Regions from separate parts of the Homo sapiens genome. Here region 2 is linked to region 1. A link is a loop called in an ENCODE intact Hi-C map of the cell type or tissue named here. Cell type or tissue: chondrocyte. All regions are shown on one strand. Links, peaks and the distances in the headings refer to the core of each region. The heading gives the core; the rest is flanking DNA.

Region 1 (10,933 bases), core at 5,193-7,692:
TTCTTACCTTTTGGCCGGCATGCCAGGCTCTGGGCTCCCTTTCCCTGAGTGGCTCTAGTGACCCAGCTTGCTGCACCATCCTGCTGGGGGCCAAGCCACGTCATAAAGGAAAATTATTATTTTTTTCATTCTGGCTAGAGCAAAATATGTATGATAAAACATATACATTAGCCACTCTGCTTAGCACCCAATATCAAACTGGCAAAGCTTAAATTTGCCCTCAGATGGCCCTCCTCATCTTTAATCAAACCTCCGACTAGGAGTTTCAACTTGTGGTCTCTGGGCAAGATGGTTGCCCTGAGTAACAGAAAAGATAGGAAAGGAAAATAAGATGAAGGAAAGTATTGCCTGTGGGAGGGTGCATAAGGTGAAGAGCTCAGGGAGGCCAGAGCAAGACCCATTCATTTCAGCGACACTGAAAAGTTCTGATGGCCACTAGTTAGTAGCGAAAGGATCTTTTCCAGCAGTCTCATCAGCTCTCAGGTTTCTCCCTTTTCCGGGAGGGAGGAAAAAGCTCCCCATGTCCCACAATCCTGTACATGCCTAATCCTGTCACCCACAGCCATCAGCAAAGAGTGCAAGTCAGATTATTCCAAAGGGAATAGCAGTTGACATCCTGTAGTGCCAAAACCGTTCCTAGCCAAAAGGGACTTTACTGAGAGCCCTCATTTTAAAAATGTACTTCAATGCAGCCGGGCGCAGTGGCTCAGGCCTGTAATCCTGGCACTTTGGGAGGCCGAGGCGGGCGGATCGTGAGGTCGGGAAATCGAGACCATCCTGGCTAACATGGTGAAACCCTGTCTCTACTAAAAATACCAAAAATTAGCCGGGCGTGGTGGCGGGGTGCCTGTAGTCCCAGCTGAGGCAAGAGAATGGCATGAACCCAGGAGGTGGAACTTTCAGTGAGCCAAGATCGCGCCTGCACTCTAGTTGGGAGACAGAGTGAGACTCCGTCTCAAAAAAAAAAACAAAAAAAAAAAGGAAGAAAGTACCTCAATGCATTGTTGTTCTTTCGGAACATTCCACTGTAAATTATCTTCAGTAAGATTTTGCTGTTTCTGTAAGACTTCACTGCCTCCCAGGCCTAATGTATAAGCCAGAAGGAACTCAGTTTTCCAGAAATTAAGGAGCCCATTTTAACCTAAAATATTGGCTTTACTCCCAGGTTCTCTTAACTTAGCCAATGATTTTTCCTACCTAAGCACACAAGAAAAATGAAAAAAGGGGTAGAACACAGAAATCCCTGTGAATTTTCAAAAGCCAAATTTTATAACCCCTGCAATATTACTGCTTACTACCAGTTCCTTTCTGACCCAGTCAGATATACGAGGCCTCTGACTGGGTCCAAGCCAGTTAATTCCTGGATCAAATCTGTTCCTGGACCCAGTCCAGTTTCTGTCATGACTACAAACCCAGTTTGGATCAGAAACTTGCTCGAAGAAACTCAGAGAGCTCAAAACACAAATCTATGGAGCTTCAAATTCCGAGAGGGAGCTTACCGCGATCCCCAGCCGCTCTGAGAGATCAATGGACACAGGTGGGACCTGCAGGTACCTTGTGTGTTCACTCAGCGCTCCTGGGAGTCACTAGAAGCTCCACTTCGGATCCTGCTTCTGACACCATCTGATAAAAGAAAAACTTCAGCCAAATTAAATTTAAAGGAGTTTACCTGAGCAATGAATGATTCGCAAATCGGGCAGTCCCTAGAATCACAGCAGATTCACAAATTCTCCGGGGGTGCCTCACAGTCAGAATAAATTTACAGACAAAAAAGGTAAGGTGACGTACAGGAATCAGAAGTGAGGAACAGAAATAGTGAGACTGGTTACAACTCAGCATTTGCCTTATTTGAACATTTAGCAGTCTATGAGTAGTTGAAGTATGGCTGCTGGGACTGGTCAACACTCAGTTATTGTTACAGGTGCATACTACTAAGTTAGGTTTTCAATTTTATCTGACTCTTACAGTTCATCCACAAGGACTAAAATATGGAAGTATGGAGTCCTTCTCAGGCTGTATTTAGTTTGCTTTAACAGATCAATATTTCTGAAAGTATGGTCCCCAGACCAGCAGTGTCATCATCACCTGGTTGTTAAAAATGCAAATTCTCGGGCCCCACCAATGATCTACTAAATCAGAAAATCTAGGGGTAGTGCCCAGGAGTCTGTTTTAACAAGACCTCCAGAGGTTCTGGTGTACCCTACAGTTTAAGAATCACTGAAAAAGATATAAATTGGCAGCTTGGTTTTATACTTGACATATCATGATGAACATCCTTACAAGTCAGTAGATAAAACCAGATGTCTCTATTTCTTTTCCTTTATTCTTTATGCATATATACACATATATAATTGTGCATTAACAGGATCATTTTAGAAATGTTTTGGGGTTTCTTATTGCAGCCTGTTTTGTTTTACTTGTCTTCACTCTTCCCCTTCCCCAATGCCACCTCCTCCCCTCAAGCAACTCGTGTTAACAACTTAGCATATGCCATTCTGTATTTTCCCCATTCTTATCTAGCACATAAAACACACCCTTAGAGGCTAGACTTTAGATTGTCTGCTTTAAGAAAAATGGGATTATATTTTATACATTACTCTGCTTATCAGTTTCTCTTCCAAAAATACCCCATGAAACTGTTTCCAAGGTAACTGTTTTAGCTCTAAATCTTTCTTTGTAATGGCTGCATGATGTTTCATGTATGGATACACCATGATTTATTCATTCATCTCAATATTGCTGGCATTATGAATAAAGCATAATAAATTAATATTTTTATGTATACACATATATATGTATATATATATACACACACACATATATATGTGTATATATATATACACACACACATATATATGTGTATATATATATATACACACACATATACCCTGATGTATTTATTTCTATAGTATATTCTCCTAAGACAAGATAGCCAGGTTGAAAGTACATTTCTCATGTTAAAAAATGTTTCCATTGCATTTCAAAAAAAAGGATTTAAATTTTACATTTCCACTAATTGTGTATGATAAGGGCTTTCTCCCCCATACTGCTATCAGCTATAGGTGTTATCATTTGATTAAACTTTTGCCAATCTGATAGGAGCAAAGTGGGAACCCATTTTTCCTCTTCTGTCTGCTTAATTGATATTTTTTAAAAATAGACACATTCCATTTGGTGAGGAGCTGCAAGTTCCACAGCATGCTTTTGATCCTTACTTCACTTCAGTGGACCTCTCCATAACTCACTTCATAAAGGGAGCAGTATTTTCCCTTTAAAGCATAATGAGAGTGGGCCCTCTTAAAATTCCTGTTTAGAGAAATCTAGAAATCTAGATTATCTCTTCTGCGTGAGCTGAAAGTCGGACAGTGCATCTTATATTATTCATATGTAACCTGCCTCACTCCCCAGTTCTCTCTAGAGCCTCCATTTTCAGAACCTTTCTTTCTGCCTTCTTCTGCTCCACCCATTCCCCTGTTTATTTTAAACCTCCAGTATTTCCTTTAAAAAATGATTTTAAACTAAGCTTGGAAAACAGAATGCATTCTGTTGCAACAACATTTGTTGATAACACTTTAGGGCTTTAGCAGGTGAGGTATGATGCTGGAAGCCCAATGGCCTCATTGACTGAGTGCAAACTAGAGTAGGAGGGACCCCAGTTCTTCAAACTGGATACCTCTCCCAGTACAGGGCTCTGCCTATCCACTTCCCATCCACTAGCACCTAAAGCAACCTATAGCAGAGAGAAGCCCTGTGGGCCCTGGCAGATCCTCATAGAATTGTGAGGAACTCTGGCTTCCCTTCCAAAGTCCAGGAGTCCAGGGAGCATCCTGACCTCCCTGGCGTTTTTTGAGAGGAGTGTCACTCACTAAAGAAGATTTTGGAAGCCTGGGGGCCCAGCAGCAACCACGTATCAGAGCCTACCTGTCTGGTTCTTGAGCTCTGGAAGTGGGAGATTAGAGTCCATCAACAGCTTACAAAGACTGGAGTCCCCGTGGGTGCACCGCTGGGTCTTCCTCTCATCCAGTTGGTGTTTCTGCTGGTTTCTGTCCTAGCATTACAGCTACCCTAGGAACCCACTGCAGGAGGAAAATAAGACAGTTGAAGGTGTCACAGATGTAGGGATCCAAGTAGTGATTCACTTTAACAACTTGCATTTGATTGCTTAGAATGTATGTAATATGCAATATATATGCAATACCGCTCCTCATTCTGAGGGTGTTTAATGTTTCCCTTCACCAAAATGCAGCATCTAGACCGGCTTATGAATCTTCCGCTGCATTCCGTGAAGATGGAACCTTGTTATACTAAAGTCAACCTGCTTCACGAGCGCCTGCAGGATCTCAAGAGCCGCTTCAGATTCCCCCACATTGATCTGGTGGTTCAGAGGACACAGAACTACATGCAGGAGGTGGGTGTGGCAGGGGCATCCGTGGTGGATGAGGGTAAAGAGAGAGCAGAGAAATGGGTGCTGGCCAGTGAGACCAGCTGCTAGTGTAGCTCAGGGAAATACGTCGCGTCTCTTTAGCCATCATGTTGCGGGAGGACACGTTCTGTCCCTCCACTGGCTTCATCTTCCATCCATGTGGATGAACATCATAGACAAGACATAGCTCAGAAAAATAAAGTAGCATTAATTGATAACTACTTGATTTGTCAAATCAGTGCTGTAACCTTGGCTACACATTGGAATCACCTGGGGGAAATACTGATGTCCAGGCTGGCGTGCAGTGGCATGATCTTGGCTCACTGCATGCAACCTTTGCCTCCCGGGTTCAAGTGATTGTCTTGCCTCAACTTCCTGAGTAGCTGGGACTACAGGCATGTGCCACCATGTCTGGCTAATTTTTGTATTTTTAGTAGAGATGGGGTTTTTACTGTGTTGGCCAGGCTGGTCTCAAACTCTTGACCTCAAGTGAACTGCCCACCTCGGCCTCCCAAAGTGCTGGGATTACAGGCATAAGCCACCACACCCAGCCTATATGGCTACTTTTTGATAGAACTTCCCTACCCTGATTCCTACTGTTTCTAATATGCAGCCAGGATTGAGAGCCACTGGCTTAAATTAATTCCCTAACGTAATTAAGAGTAAACCAATCAATCAATCACAGCTTCATATTTGAATTTCTTGAGTCTACTTGACAGGTTTCTTTTTTTTTTTTTTCATAAGGAACCTTTTCCCCAGTAACAGGAATGAATAGCACAAACTCCTTCCGTATTATAGTGTTTCCTAAATGAATAAGGGGTACGGTCACCAAAGCTCTAAAGGACACCATGCCATTTCACACAGATATTCTGAGGAGAGATTACTGTGGGCCGGACACTGTACCAGATCCCACTTCAGGGAGCTTGAGTGAGACAAATTCTTAGATAAATTCACTACAATGTTGAAGGTATGATAAAGGTATATATTGTGGCCAGGCACAGTGGCTCACGCCTGTAATCCCAGCATTTTGGGAGACCGAGGCGGGTGGATCACTTGAAGTCAGGAGTTTAAGACCAGCCTGGCCAACATGGTGAAACCCCATCTCTACTAAAAATACAAAAAAATTAGCTGGGCATGGTGGTGCACACCTGTAGTCCCAGCTACTTGGAGGCTGAAGCACGAGACTCGCTTGAACCCTGGAGGCAGAGGTTGCAGTGAACCAAGAGTGTGCCACTGCACTACTCCAGCCTGGATGACAAAGTGAAACCGTGTCTCAAAAAAAAAAAAAAAAAAAAAGGTATATATTGGATGCTTTGGGACCACGGGCTTGGGGAAGAAAGGAGAACTTTTTTTTTCATAAAGGTTATGGGCAGGATTAAGTGATACATTTTAGCTAACTAACCCTTGAGTTGTGAGGGATGAAAGAGGAACGAGGAACAAAATTGGGCAACAGTTTAGCAGAAGTCTCTTTCGTAATACTGGACCCTGGTGACGGGAACACAGGCAAAGGTGCAGAGAATAAGATACCTGAACTACTTCTGCTTTCTGACCCATGAACATGTCAGCCACTGTCCCCACCCATCCCTGACCCTGCCTCTCTTCCCAGCCCTGCAGAGAGAGGGAGAGATAAGCTGTGGAGCGGTTTACATCTACTTAAAGTGGAGGTGCCACCAAAAACTAGTTGAAGAAGGCTCCAGCCTCATCCCTTAATCAGTGGCTGCAGGTATCAAAGAATAGGAGTGCCCACGGGAGATGACAGAATGCTTGCTCAGTCCCATGGCCTTGGGTTTTCCAACTTCTTCCTGCTCCCACTGTGACCACGTGACCATTTGTTTCACAGCCCTGGTGATGGGGTGATGTTGCCTTGGGTACCCCCACCGAATAGCAGCCGAGGGGACTCATCTCTGATGGCCCCTACTCTGCAGTCCCACTTAGCCAGGCCTGTGGGTGGTGATCCCAGCCCCTGACTGTTGTCTGTTTCTGTGTCGCTTCTGGTTTCTAGCTAATGGAGAATGCAGTGTTCACTTTTGAGCAGTTGCTTTCCCCACATCTCCAAGGAGAGGCCTCCAAAACTGCAGTTGCCATTGAGAAGGTTAAACTCCGAGTCTTAAAGGTAAAACCGTTCTCTTGTTTGTGGGAAGCATAAAAAGAGAACGTGACCCCTGTTTCTTTTGTAAAGTGGAAAATACCAAGTTCTCTCCTTGGCTCTAATCTTTCCCCACTCCTTTCTCTCCCAAGTCCAGTGACTGTCAGTCCGCTGCAGTTTCTCCAGTGTGACTTCCATGCCTCTTCTGCCATCTAGCGGCCACTGCTGGTCCTCAGCATCATTACCCACAGCTACAGGCCCCGCGTCCCAGCCTTCATAGAGATCCAACTCGACAAACACGTATTAGCTGTCCACTATAAGCACTGCATGGGATGTAAAAGTAGGCAAGGCACAGCCTCTTTCTTCAAAGAGGTTACAATATAGTAAAATCCATTAAACTGGCGAATAATTTATTGATTTTGAAAAATCAGAACCTCATGGCAAAGGAAATACTCCAAAGAAAAGAAATCTACCATATGAAATTGTTTTAAATGTACTTCAGAGTGTTTATTAAAATAGTTTTAATAATAGGAGCTTTCACATATATGTTATATTTTAAAGCCTCTTACCTGATCCCCACAAGAACTTGTGCATTAACTAGAATATTCCCCCATTGTACAGATGAGGAACTGATTCTGTAAAAGCTAATGTGACTTAATTAAGCTCAACAGGCTGATCAATGGTGAGCTTAAGGATAAACGATCATACACCTAGTCCACTAATTTTTTTTACTGCCTTCTAGTTCCCCTAAACATTGCCTTGGAACAGAAGATCAAAGTCCCACAGAGCCTAGGGGTGGTCTCTGAATTTCAGACTTGATCTTGATGCCTCACAGGCAAGAGGAAACTCTAGCAACTAAATCATTGATATTAAAAACAATATTGGGGCCGGGCACAGTGGCTCACGCCTGTAATCCCAGCACTTTGGGAGGCCGAGGCGGGCAGATCACGAGGTCAGGAGATCGAGACCATCCTGGCTAACACGGTGAAACCCCGTCTCTACTAAAAATACAAAAAACTAGCCGGGTGTGGTGGTGGGCACCTGTAGTCCTAGCTACTCGGGAGGCTGAGACAGGAGAATGGCGTGAACCTGGGAGGTGGAGCTTGCAGTGAGCGGAGATTGTGCCACTATACTCCAGCTCTGGGTGGCAGAGTGAGACTCTATCTCAAAAAACAAAAAACAAAAAAACAAAAAAAAAAACACCAATATTGCTCATGATAACACACATAATGATGAAATTGCAATGCAACTAAAAAAAAAAAGATAGTGTCAGTGTCAAATGCTTTAGCGTACAGAAAGAAAGGAAGAAAAAATGTAGAAAGGTGTTGAAATATTAGGACCTCAGGTTTCAAAGAGATTTTGAGTGCCTTTAGTTCAACTTCATATTCAGTGTTCAGCAGGTTCCCTCAAGGGGTGGTCCCACTAGTGCTCCGACACCTGCACTGGCAGGATACTTTCTACCTCTCAGGATAGCCCATTTTAGTTCTTGACAGCAAGAACATGCTTTCTCATGTTAGGCCAAAGTTCTCACCACTGGTTATTCCAGTTCTACCCCCTTCATTCATAACCTTCTTCCACGTGGCAGCCTTTGGTTGTTTGAATAGAGTTATAACTTGCCCTAACTTATTATCTCCAGTATAAACACCTTCATCTCTTTAACTATTCTTCACTTGGCCTGACCATTCTTCTCGCTGCCTATGACTATACTCTTATTTATCTGTGATCCCCTTGAAGTGAGATCCACAATTAAATCCTGGTCTCCATGTTGGGATGTCCAATGCAGAACAGACAGAATCGTCATCTTTCTTGTTCTGGATACTGAACTTCTTTGGTTAACATGTCACAGTGTTAATGGAGCCACTAGCCAGGCCTTCTCTTCCCTTGTTCAAATCATTACAACCCACTGACCCTGGTTTGAAGATGTGGAGTAATAGATGATCATGGTTTCCATGGACCTACCTGGGACAGGAGTAATAAAATACAAACTCACCCCCCAGTTCTATCCCCAACTTCTTTATAATGCAGAACTCACCATTCTGTTTTGATCTTGCCTCAGTTTCCATACCTGTAAAAGGTAAGAGTGAGATGGGTCATTATCAGTTATAACCTGTGCCTGCAGTGTGAGGGAATTACATGGAAAGATCTCTGAGGCCTTGGAAATACAAGAGTTCTCAGACATTAGGAGGAAAAGAGAGGTGAAGTGGGTGGCTGAGTTTTTTGAGTAAACATAAGTCAACAGATTGTAATGTTACTATTTAACATATGTTTCTTTATTGACAGCAATATGATTATGACAGCAGCACCATCCGAAAGAAGATATTTCAAGAGGCACTAGTTCAAATCACACTTCCCACTGTGCAGAAGGCACTGGCGTCCACATGCAAACCAGTAAGGGGATGAGTTACCCTAAAGAGCTTGCTCTTCTTACCTCTGAAGTTCAAACAAGTTCTTTTGTGATGTGTACTGGCAAACAGCAGACTAGACCAGGGAGGGATTGGCAGACATTTTTGTAAATGGTCAGATAGTAAATATTTTAAGCTTCATGGACTGCACTATTTCTGTTGCAACTATTCAGCTCTGCTGTTGTAGCACACAAACAGCCATTGACTATATATAAACAGACTTTATTTGCAAAAACAAGATGCTAGCCAGATATGCTGACCCCTGGACTAGACAAAATCTCAAAGGGCAGTGATCTGAATTTGAGCCAAACTAGGGGTTGACATAGAATACCTAAGGATACCAGGTGTTTCTCATTATAGTATGACTCATAGGTCCAACGTGTCCTCTGAAACTTGACCACTGTATCCAAAAAAGATATTAGCTAACATAATTACAGGATATTTGTTCTGTTAAATCCAGCAATGTTGTTTAATGAAATCAATGAAACCACTTAAAACCTCTACAAACATTGAGCATCCAGTGAGAACCATGATTGCGAGGGTGTGACTTCATCTGTAGAGCAGAGCAATGGGCCAGCAGAGACTGAAAACAGCTCTGGGAGGAGGTATTATTTATATCCTCATGGTACAAATGAGGAAACCTGAGTGGTTAAGCCACTGAGCCGAGGCCACAGACCTGGTGACCACCAGAGTGTGAACCCAGTTCTTGCTTACCTAAAACATGATAGGCACTCAGAAAATGGTATCAAGTACTACTACCACTATTATTATTACTACTTCTACATTTCAAAAATAATCTATTAACCTGAAGCAAGGCCTGCTCCGTTTTGGAGCAAATGATAAAGAGGTTTTTGGAATTTAAAAAAGGGCTTTTTGGCAGCTCGGAGAGTCTCCAAGCACTGGAACGTTAAAATCCTTTGCATAAGTTATTTTACTGCAACATGTCATTGGTCATTTTTATAGTCTGTAAGTGCTGTTTTCCTTCACATCCTCATAGCGTATTAGATATATTTGGCATTTATTTGTGGGGCATATTTCTTTCATAGGAAAGGATTTGATTAAGCCAAGGGATTGACCTTTGGCCTTACATGGCAGAACAGTTCAGCAGCCAAATGATGATGGTGTCCACTGCTAGGTGGGTTTGCACACAGATGTTCTGCTTAGGATTTTTTTTTTCAATCACAAAGGCAGTTTGGGGGCCTCAGATCCACCTTCTCTCAGGAGAAAGGTAAGGAGAGTTCTCCTTCTCATCGGCTCCCCTCTTTCCAAGCATCAACATAGTGTGCTGTGCCCAATCTGTAAGAGGCTCTTGTAATTTTTTAATCAGGAGGCATTGATTTCAAAAGAGCCTGTGACCCAGAGGTTTTGGTAATGGAGGATATTATATCAGCATCAAGAGCTTTTTAAAAATCTGGATTTGCAGAATAGATGAATGAGGGGATTATCTGCTTCCTAGAAGGAGTCTTTATTTTGCTAAAGTGCATTTCCCTTGGTTCTATAAGTAGCAGCTTCCTAGATCTGTGGTACTCAGCCTCAGCCCAAGCTGTGTATTAGAATTGTCTGGGGAACTGTGAAAAAAATGATTCTGACTCCCCAACACCTACCTTCAGAGATACCAAATTAATTGGCCCAGGGAAGTAAACCTATGGCCCTGTTCAATCAATTCAATATAAAACACCTGTTTTGTAAAGTTGGTCACTTCATGACAGTATATATGTCCATAGAAAGTACTCCTTCCCACAGAATTATTTAGCTGGTTGAAAATTTAAAGGTCTACTGTTTATTGAGTCAGCAAATATGTATTAGATTTGTATCACATGTGATCCAGGCATTGTGCCAGCCCAGCATCCCTGAAGTCCTGGAGTTCACAGTAGAGAGCAGGAGACAGGCAAACAGGATGCCATGTGAGGAACACAGCAGTTGCCTCATGGGGAAGAGTTCCAAGGAAAGTGCCAAACTCTGCTTATACAGCCAGGAAGGACTTCCAGAGTCATGCTTTCACCCAGTCCTGAGGGATGAATG
Region 2 (10,933 bases), core at 3,023-5,522, 860 kb before region 1:
GCGTTTTTAAAGTAATGTTGAAAAAGATTCTACTGCTGAACATTTATTTTCGGTCTCTAATGAAGGGAGAGAGTAACCTTCATTCCTGAAGAGTTGTGACAATGTAAACATAAAACATTTATCTAGAATTTGGTCAGAGGAGCATATATGAAAGTCACCAGAATGTGCTAAATCATGACCATGACCATAACAATAGAAACGGGAGAAAAAAAGTTGTCAGAAGCTTAGAGCCATGTTTTCATAGGGGTGGAGGGGCACAGAGAGGATGTATTGCTCTTCGTCTATCTTGAGCAAATGTTTGCTTTGGTCTATTTTTACTTCCTCTCCCACTTCCTACTAAACATGTCGCACTAGAGTCAGTCATGTCAATATTTAAAGGGACTCATTTAGCAGCTGCATTGTCTCCACTTCCCGTCATCACGGAACACTAATGTTAGCTGTTGTCTACTTTCAAAATAAGTTTTAAACATAGTTATCTCCATCCTTATGCCCTCTTCCCACAATTGACTTCCACATTTTCAAATCAAACCACTTCTAATAATAGTTCATCAGTTCTGAAGTTCTACTTTGTGTTTCATATTCAGTGTTCCAAAGAAGCTGAAGGAAAGATACAAAATTAATGTATTAATTCAATTTACTGACCTTCTGAATCAGATCTCTCCAGTAGCAAACCCTGGGCATCTGCATTTTCTTATTTTTTAAATAATTGCCTTTCCTTATTTAAAACTTTTATAATCAGGGGCCGTGCGCAATGGCTCATGCCTGTAATCCCAGCACTTTGGGAGGTGGAGGGAGGTGGATCACCTGATGTCAGGAGTTTGCGACCAGACTGGCCAACATGGTGAAACGTGAAACTCTGTCTCTACTAAAAAATACAGAAATTAGCCAGGTGTAATGACAGGTGCCTGTAATCTCAGCTACTTGGGAGGCTGAAGCAGGAGAATCGCTTGAACCCAGGAAGCAGAGGTTGCGGTGAGCTGAGATTGCGCTATTGCACTCCAGCCTGGGTGACAGGAGCAAAACTGTATCAAAAAAATTAAAATTGAAATTAAAACATTTATTAATCAGATTTAAATATTTTGAACTGACTGTTTTTATTTCTTAGTGTTCTTTGTGTTTTTTTTTTTTTTTTTTGGCCTTTTGTTCTGCTTTCCAGGAAATGCCTCAATTTTGTCTTCCAAACTTTTCACTGAATTTCTTATTTTGCCATCATATTTTTAATTCCCAATGTCTCTTTTCTATTCTCCTAATGTTTATTTCCTCATAGTACCCTGTACTTATTTTCCTCCATAGATACATTATTTTCTCTACAAGGGTGTTGAAATTATAGTTCCTTTGACGTTTTCTCCTTTTCCTTGCATTATCCGTAATGAAATTTGAAAATTTCAGTGGAGAGTTTCTTTGTTCCTTGTTTGTCCTGAGGAAGGAAGAAAGTGGAAGCTTTCTTGAAATATATGATGGACAGTGCAATAAAAACTCTAATTCTCCCCCACTTCCTGTAGTCAACCCATTGTCATGTGACTTTGCAGTTCCCCTAATTGGAGGCAGAATCTGTCTCCCGAACCCTTGAATCTGAGCCAGTCTTAGGACTTCCTTTGGCTAATACAACTTAGCAAACATGACGATGTGCCAATTCTGAACCTAGGCCTCAAGAAACTTTGTATATTTCTGCTTATGCTCTCTCTTGCATCTCTGTCATCCCCATTAACCATGCCCAGGCTAGTCAGCCAGAGGACAAGGAACACATAGAGCAGAGCCAAGTTGCCCCAGTTATTCCAGCTAAGTCTACTCTAGACCAGCCAAGGCCAGCCAACCTCCAGACATAAGAGCAACTCCAGCCAAGATCAAGCAAAGTCCACAGCAGACCAGCCTAGACAAGGGAATAATAAATGTTTCTTAAGTATGTCCTTGAGATTTTGTGGTTGTTGGTTACACAGTGTTATCAGGGCAATAGACAACTGATATAGAGAAGTGGTCAGTAGCCAGATGTAGAGGATCATGTATGATGCATCAAGAAATTTAAATTTATGCTTACAAAAAAAAAAAACACACAACAACAACCCTGAAGTGTCTTAAAAGGGGAAGAACATAGGCTGGGCATGGTGGCTCACACCTCTAATACCAACACATTGGGAGGCCGAGGCGGGCAGATCACCTGAGGTCGGGAGTTTAAGACCAGCCTGGCCAACATGGTGAAACTCCGTCTCTACTAAAAATACAAAAATTAGCCAGGCATGGTGGTGTGTGCCTGTAATCCCAGCTACTTGGGAGGCTAAGGCAGGAGAATCACTTGACAGAATGAGACTCTGTCTCAAAAAAAAAAGAGGGATATGGGGAAGAACGTGATTTGATTTGCATTTAGGAAAAGCAATTCTGGCTACAATGTGTTTGTTCAGTTGAAAGTAGAATCTCTTATAATAGTCCAGGTAAGAGATGAGTGCCTCAATGAGGGCAACAGCAGTGAAGATGGTAACGAGAAGACGAATACCAGAAATGCCAAAAAGGTAAATATTATAGCATATAGTAACCGGTTGGTTGTGGAAGAAGGTAAGGAAAGATTCTGGTATGTTTCCCAGATACGGGGTTTTGAGGCCATGAAATGAACTGGAACTAAATTCAGGGAGAAGATATATTAAGCTCAGTTTTGCTATACTGAATTTGAATCCTTATGGGACATTCAAGTAGATGTTGGGCAGCCCATTTTATGTATAGCTCTGAAGGTCAGGGTACAGCTCAATTTTAAATAGCAATATTAATTTAGGAAACTACAGTGATGGATAGTAAATACAGCCATGAGTTTGGATGAGAACACTCAGAAGGAGGGTATATATTGAGAAGATGGCCAAAGACAGAGGATGGGGGATAAACAATGTTTAAGATGCTTGTTGAGAATGGAGGCACAGCAAAGTGGGGGGAGGTGGGGTGGGGAATCTCAAAGAGGAACACTTTAAAAAGAGAATGATCCGTGGTATCTATTTGGTGTGAACTGTATCTCTCCCGTTAGCAATGCCCATCTAAAATTTTAAAAGGATTTAAAGATCAAGAACTCAACATTGCAATGACCTCTACAGAATTATTTTTCAAACGAAATAAATAATTTTGTATGCATTGGCTCCTATGAATCTGACACCAAAGTGCTAAGTTAAAATATTTCTGGGCCAGACACAGTGGCTCATGCCTGTAATCCCAGCACTTTGGGAGGCCAAGGAGGGTGGATCATTTGAGGTCAGGACTTTGAGACCAACCTTGCCAACACAGTGAAACTTGTCTCTACTAAAAATATAAAAAATTAGCCAGGCATGGTGGTGCATGCCTGTACTCCCAGCTACTCAGGAGGCTGAGAGAGAAGAATCACTTGAACCTAGGAGGTGGAGATTGCAGGGAGCCAAGATCGTGTCACTGCACTCCAGCCTGGGTGACAGAGCGAGACTCCATCTCAAAAATAAATAAATAAAATAAAATATTTCTAAAAATATTTTAAAGAATCACGTCAAAAACTGTAGAATCACCTTTTAAGTCTCATGAAATTTAAGAGAGAGAAGAAGAATTATCCTTAGCATCCATAATGTGTTCTTTTCTTTCTATTACTAATTCCAGGTAACTTTCCCTAGCAAGCACTAGAACAATGGTCAGCAAACATACAGGTCGTCTCTTTCTAGTACAGGGCACTCTGATTGTCTGATTTTTTAAAAATAACTTCTCATTCACATCAGCTGATTTAAAAACGAGCTAGGAAGCATTTAGGCCAAATGTGCAGGGACTTCAAGGAGCCTACATGTTTTGATCTTCTGTGACGTACCTCCATTTTAATCTTGCTATTTTACAAGACAGATTAAACATAGATAAATTAGTCTGCTGTGTTAAGGTTGTTTTGTTCTTATTAATGTATACTCCTGAGAAGCTTATTTTATGAGCTTCCCCTTATAAATGAGGGTGAAAGTAACACTCCCAGAATGTAAGGCAATCCATCCAATATTTAAAAGTCATTCACACTGAGGATTTCTTGAACGATGCGGTTATACAGCTGTCACTGCACTCTAAGTTGTGCAGATTTTACCAAAGCAGTAAATTTCAGAGAACAGTGGGCTTTACAAGCAATAGACTAAGTAAGGTTCATTTTAGGTCTCCCACCTTAAGGAGGAAGGAGACTATAGCAGCTGCTCTAACCACCGGAGGGGGCCATTTCATCAAATTCAAGCCTGCCTATATTTAAGCAAAACTATTTTTTGTTATCGGCAGGCTTCCCATCTAGAAGTGAGAAGTGCTTGCTTACCATTTTCAAATGAGAAGAGCTAGGACCCTCCCTTGGTTGGGGCTTGTATTGAGAGGGTGCCTCAAACCCTTGATCACCCCGTTAGGACTGAAATAGTACTAGCAGGACCACAGGGGATGCACTTGTCCACAAGGAAATAAGTGCTACTTGCTTTCGTATGGACAAACTAACACATTGCTAATCTGCAATAGTAAGCACATTCCTTATGGAAAACGTACCCTTAAAAAAGCTCACGAAACTTGGGGGCAGGTGAAGAGGGATTCCTTTTTAAATTTACTCACATTATTTCACCAGCATTTCTCCAATATCCTTGGAGATATTGGTCGTTAAGAACAGGAGCTTTTTAGTCATATAATGGCTCTGCCTGTTTCAGCAGCCAAGAACAAAAGCCCAACTCAAAGTAGTTTTGTAAAGATAGAGACATATATTGGATCACATAGCTGAAAGGTCCAGATACATACTCTCTTCAGGAACAGCCAGCTTTGGAATTTAATATATTGAGGATGCTATTGCCTTGTCTCCATCTCCTGGCTCTGCTTTCTTGTGTGTTGACTTCAATATCTGGCAGATTTTCTTCTCATGGTACCAGGTGGGCTCAGCCCGCTCCAGATTTAAGTGGCTCTTATACCCAGGGACCTCTTTTCCAATAGCTCCAGCAAAAGTGCAGGCCTCAGTATGGCTCAGACCACTTTAGGACATGTGCCCACCTAAGCCAGGCCTGCGTCCTGTGCTGTCCCATGACTACCACCACTATAAAGCCTGGAGAGAGAGAAGGGTAAAACTGTGAATGCATGGAGTTGACTGCGTAGAGTGAGAATGAGAAACGGCTGGTCTCCTAAAAGCAAAACAAACAAACAAACAAAAAAAGACATTATTTCTGAAAGAAGGAAGGGAGGCTAGACATACAGAAAAGCTTTATGTCTCTTACAGTTTGTAAAGCACTTACCACAGTGCTTGGAACATAAAAAGAACTTTAAAAAATAGTAGCTAAAAGAATTAATAAAGTAATTATAATGATGATGATGTTTTTGAGAACCAAATAGATGATGATATACTCTGAAGATAAGATCATTGCCACTTATTTCAGTATAGAACACACCGTTCTTTGTACAACTTATTAACTGATCTATTTAACTGCAAACTTGGATATAAATGATGTCAGTGCTATATGATTATTATTAAGAAATAATGAAAAGGCAAAGAAAGCATATTCAGTGACTCAAAAAAAATTGGCATTTGAATGCAGATAATTTTGTGTTCTAGCAAATGGCTGGTTGAGTGGGGACCTGAGGAACCTGTTTTGTCTTCCTGCTTCAGTTATTAGGATGTGCCATTGGGTAAATTTGTATCTCATTTGCCTTTGAGGAGAAATCCCTGTTTCAGGCAGAAAGCCCATCAAAATGACTGCCAGCCACTGGGCATTTTTTCAGGGGGTCTTCCCAGACTGAAGTCGATCCCTCCACCTCTCTGGCTATCCAAAGCACTCCGCAATATAAGGCCATCTCTGCTTTGCATACTGCTCCAACTAGGGTTGACCTCCTCTATCTCACAGCCTATAAAGTCACTGACAAAACCAGAAAACTTACTTTAGGGAATTTTGTTTCTATAGCACAATGTTGACCCTTCATCTTGCTCTTTTGTATTGTCCCTGTATATTTTTCATGGTGTACCTTATTCTCCACATCTACCCCCTTGCAGTTTGTGTTTGGTGATTCTGAAGTACCTATGCATCTTTTAAATATGCTATACTTTATCTTCTCTTTGCAAAACCACTTCTTGAATATGGAATGGGATCCTACACTCTGCCAGCCTTTTCCCCACTTTCAATCTTCACCTGATTACATTCTACTTATCCTACTTAGCTTAGATGTCCTCTCCTAAGTCTTCCATGACCCTAAAAGTTAGGACAGGTGCTCCTATACTTTTCCAGAGCCTCTCCAGCAGTTCAGGTATACATTTTCTCTGTGAATATTACCAATGCAAAATCTTCAATAAGGCTTTGATCTACTTAGCAAGTCAAAAATAGATCACAGGAGAAAAATTAGAGAACAATTTAATCCTAAATGTCATTGTACTCACTAAAAGTACATGAGGAGTTCAACAAAAGAGAAAATTAAGGAAGGTTTTAGGGAATGGTGTGTTTTATTCATCACAGTATACTTAGCCCTGGGCTCAGTGCCTAGAACATAGAGATAACACATATCAATACCCAGACAATCAAATAGAATAATGTGGACTTGGAAAAATGCCCAAGGGATGGAGGGAAAAATAGAGGGAGGAATGGAGGGCAGGGACATCTAGTGCAATGCTGAGTGTGAACTGCATTTGAACACACAGGTCTGAGTAGATTATTATTGTATCTGGTTTACATTTGTTATAAAACTAGATGAATTATACCATCTTTGCTCTAAAGCAGAGGTAAAAAACACCTTTTAAAAAGAGGATAGGAAAAAATCAACCACAAAGTGGTATATGCGCCTGTAGTCCCAGCTACTCCAGAAGCTGAGGAGGGAGGATATCGTGAGCCCAGGAGTTCAAGACGAGCCTGGACAAAATAGCAAGACCCAGTCTCTTAAAAAAAAAAAGCGTGTGGAGGTTTACAGCAAAGAGGATAAGGGAAGTAAGAATGATAAGCCACATCTACAGAGTAGTATGTTTTATAGTCTTACTCCTAGAATGTCTAAGAACAAATATCTGAAATTGTCTGCAATGGATTCTGTTTTAAAGAAGAATGGTTTTTAATCAAGTCAAACACTTTAAACTTTGATCGGGAACTGAGAAATCACATAACTCTTATCCTAAACAGCATCTCTCAGACAAATCTGGGATGTATTTCCTATGAAACAGAAAACAATACATTAGCGGTGTGAACCATAATAGAGTTCTGGGTGATCTATTGTTTATCAAGCCATCAGTCTGTATACATCGCTTGTAATGAAATAATCACTCCACAGGAACTTAATACAGTCTGGGAATGATCTTTGAGTGTTGTACCCAGGGAACCTAATAATGAGACTTGAAGCAACTGTGTAAGAGAAACAGAAAAACAACCCAAGCTGTTATCTCTTATTGAGTCTATTTTCTCATAGAGAATCCTGAGAAAACAAAGGACATTTTGTTTGAAGTGTTTTTGCCTTCTTCAAGTCTGAGAAAAAAAATTTTTTTCCTTTGAAGTACTTTCAAATTAAACATTGTGAAGCCTATTTCTTCCTTTACATCTGAAATATTTACTAATTCTGAAATCAGAAAATTTCGCCTTTCAAAATATATTTAATTAGCATCTACTTGTTCATGAACTAGACATTGTGGGGAATACAAGAGAAATAAAATTACAACAGCATCAACTGAGAACTGGTTAAAAATGCAAGTTATTAGGGTCCACCCAGACCTATGAATCAGAATCTGCATTTTAGCAAGATCCCAGGTGATTTGTATGTGCTTTGTAATTTGAGAAGCAATATTATAACTGCATATAGGGTTTTGTTTTTGTTTTTTAATACTGTTACCTGGATCCCAGTCCCAGAAATTTTTATTTAATTTTCATGGGGGTGCAGCCCAGCCATCATGACTCTTCTAAAGTGCAACAGAGTATAAGAACAGCTGCCCTTCAGTCAGTGAAGCTACCCAGCCATTTTGATCCTTGCAGCCTAGGCTCTTGCTAAAATGTGGATTCGGAGTCATTTGATCTGTGCTGGATCCTGAGAATTCGCTTTTCTAACAATGGTGTGATTTTATTACTCTTATATCTTCCACAATGCCTAGCTCCAGGCACAATTAGATGCTCAGTAAATAATTTTTCAAGGCCTACCTACTTTTTTCCTCAATATAATTATATGTTATGGCTACTTTTCACACTTTTTTTTTTTAATGACAGCACAAACTCAAACCTCTAAGGAATCACAAGAAGGAAAATTAATGTTAACATAAATGGTAGCAGGCTGTTACGTGTTGAATTGTGTCCCCTCAAAAGATATGTTGAAGTCCTAACCCCTGGAACCTCAGAATGTGATCTTATTTGAAAATAAATGTAATTGCAGATATAATTAGTTAAGTTAAGATGAGGTCATATTGGAGCAGCGTGGGCCCTTAATCCAAATTACATTTGGATTTCCTTACAAGAAGAGGAGAAGAAACACAGAGACACACACACAGGGCCATGTAACAACAAAGGCAAAGATGGTACTGATGCATCTACAGTCCAAGGAACGTCAGAGGCTAAGGAACCACAAGAAGCTAAGAAGAAGCAAAGAAAGATTCTTCCCTAGAGCCTTCAGAGGAAGCCTGGCCCTGTCAATACCTTGATTTCAAACCGCTAGCCTCAAGAACTGTGAGGGAATAAATTTCGGTTGTTTTAAGCCATGCTGTTTGTAATAATTTGTTATGACAGCCCTAGACAGCCTATCTTCTTATACTTTTACATAGGCTAGGGTTTTTTGGGGGCAGGTTTGTTTTATTTTGATTCATTTTTGCATCCAGGACATGCAGGCCACTGCCTATATATAAAACTAAATTGGTCTAACCACAGCTACCTCAAATTTGGTGCATGGTTTACTATTACAGATAGCAAGGAAAGGAATTATAAAGTAAAAGAAGAAACAAATGAATGAAAAGAGTTCTGAAAAATGAATGAAGGAAAAGAGGGAAACTTAAAACCCCAGAAAAGAAAAGAAAATATACAGACACATAGTTTATTATGAATAATCTCAAATTAGAGGGAAGGCACAGGAGTTTGCAGAAATGAAGTTATTTCTTAACAGAAATACATCACTGTGATCATACTGATCTAAATTTAAATCCCAGTAACATATGTGTGATTTTAAAGAAGTCATATAATGTTCATGAATCTGTAAAATGGAAACACTACTGATAATACTTGCCTACAAAGGTTGGTGTGAGGATTATAAAGAGCTCAGCAACCTGTCAGAAACATTCAGTATATGGTAACTATAATTATTAGAAGACGGCCGGGCACAGTGGCTCACGCCTGTAATTCCAGCACCTTGGGAGGCCAAGGAGGGTGGATCCCCTGAGGTCAGAAGTTTGAGACCAGCCTGGCCAACATAGTGAAACTCCGTCTCTACTGAAAATACAAAAAATTAGCTGGACATGGTGGCTGGTGCCTGTAATCCCAGCTGCTCGGGATGCTGAGGTAGGAGAATCACTTGAACCCAGGAGGTGGAGCTTGCGGTGAGCCGAGATCGCGCCACTGCACTTCAGCCTGGGCAACAGAGCGAGACTCCGCCTCGAAAAAGAAGAAAAGAAAGAAAGGAAGGAAGGAAAGAAAGAAGAAAGAAAGGAAGGAAGGAAGGAAGGAAGGAAGGAAGGAAGGAAGGAAGGAAGGAAGGAAGGAAGGAAGGAAGAAAGAAAGAGCAGCAAACACCACAGAGAAGAGGAGCCCTCGAGCTACCCCAGCCTGCGCCATTGCAGTCAAGCCCAGGACACAGAGCACAAGGGAGTAGCGCCTGGCGGGAGGGAAAGGCTTTCTTTTTCTTTTTGTTTTTTTTTTGAGAAGGAGTCTCGCTCTGTCGCCCAGGCATGTTCTTGGCTCACTGCAAGCTCTGCCTCCCGGGTTCACGCCATTCTCCCGCCTCAGCCTCCTGAGTAGCTGGGACTACAGGCGCCCGCCACCACGCTCGGCTAATTTTTTGTATTTTTAGTAGAGACGGGGTTTCACCGTGTTAGCCAGGATGGTCTCGATCTCCTGACCTCGTGATCCGCCCACCTCGGCCTCCCAAAGTGCTGGGATTACAGGCGTGAGCCACCGCGCCCAGCCAGGAAAGGCTTTTAAAAGCCGGGACAGGGTCCGTGTACAGTGGAACTGAAAACAAACTTCCTTTCACAATTTTCCCATGGGACTTCAGCAACTAAAACGTATTTCCTTTCAGTATATTAAAAACATGTCTGATCTTATTATTTCTAATATATATGTCTGAGCAAAGACCACAATTGAAGAATATTTTATTACGTACATATCTTTGTACAGAAAGAAAGAAAAGAAAAAGTGAAAGTTTACTTTTAACCTTCATTGTTAAATTTCAAGATAAGAATAAAATAAATCCAAATTTATATTTTCAAACCAAGCAAATTCACTACAATCCAGTATTTTCATTTGTTAAATGTTTATTGGACAAGAAGAGAAAAATAATAATGTTTATTCTACCAGGCATGAAAATGAGAAGTTTATTTCCAGTAAGAATACAATGCCTGTTCCTCTAGGGTGTGTGTGTGTGTTTGTGTGTGTGTGTGTGTGTCAGAACTCCTAAACTACTACTAAGCAGACAAATAACTATATAATTTATTTAACCTAGAAAATTATTGTAGAATAATTTAATTTCCTGGGTAACTGGAAGAATATAGTCTATTTACTAGATTAGGGAGGAATTTACTTTCTTGAACCATTGGCTCATATCTGTATTACTACATTCTTTCAGTTTTATTATGATTTATCTCTTTACAGGGCTGAGTATCCGTAAGATCCTGAAGAACAGGAAGTACCTCATTGATGGTTATATTCTCAGAACCCTCTAGCCTCTCAATAAATTTTTGTTGAATGAACTATGTATAAAACCATAAAGTGAAGCTCAGGAAAACTGCAAGACAAGGGACCTGGTATACTGGACATTTATCAATTTTTTTTTTATTTCCAATCATCTAAACCTT

The links. Hi-C counts contacts between places; a loop is a spot of excess contacts. Peaks named below come from ENCODE experiments on the same cell type or tissue, not always from the same donor. Only the 100,000 strongest peaks of a DNase experiment are listed, where the experiment ranks them.
Region 2: it touches region 1 in a loop (5-fold over the local background); 21 of 110 quality-filtered maps call a loop at or near these places.

Annotation. Positions count from the first base shown.
Region 1 is chr1:184,801,549-184,812,481 of GRCh38, reverse strand. NIBAN1 (niban apoptosis regulator 1) reads left to right here. Exons shown (of 14, transcript NM_052966.4): 10 at 4,247-4,408; 11 at 6,426-6,536; 12 at 8,790-8,897. It overlaps LOC107985238 (a long non-coding RNA gene), which reads right to left and starts at 205. Exons shown (of 2, transcript XR_007066769.1): 1 at 8-205. In chondrocyte, for the core only: CTCF peaks have their summits at 6,530 and 6,729 (motif pointing left); a DNase peak (open chromatin) is centred at 6,728.
Region 2 is chr1:185,663,776-185,674,708 of GRCh38, reverse strand. All of the region lies in intron 1 of LOC107985239 (a long non-coding RNA gene), which reads right to left. Among named protein-coding and RNA genes, the nearest start is that of GS1-204I12.4, 23 kb to the right of the region's middle. In chondrocyte, for the core only: CTCF peaks have their summits at 3,987 and 4,187 (motif pointing right); no DNase peak of the experiment used is centred there.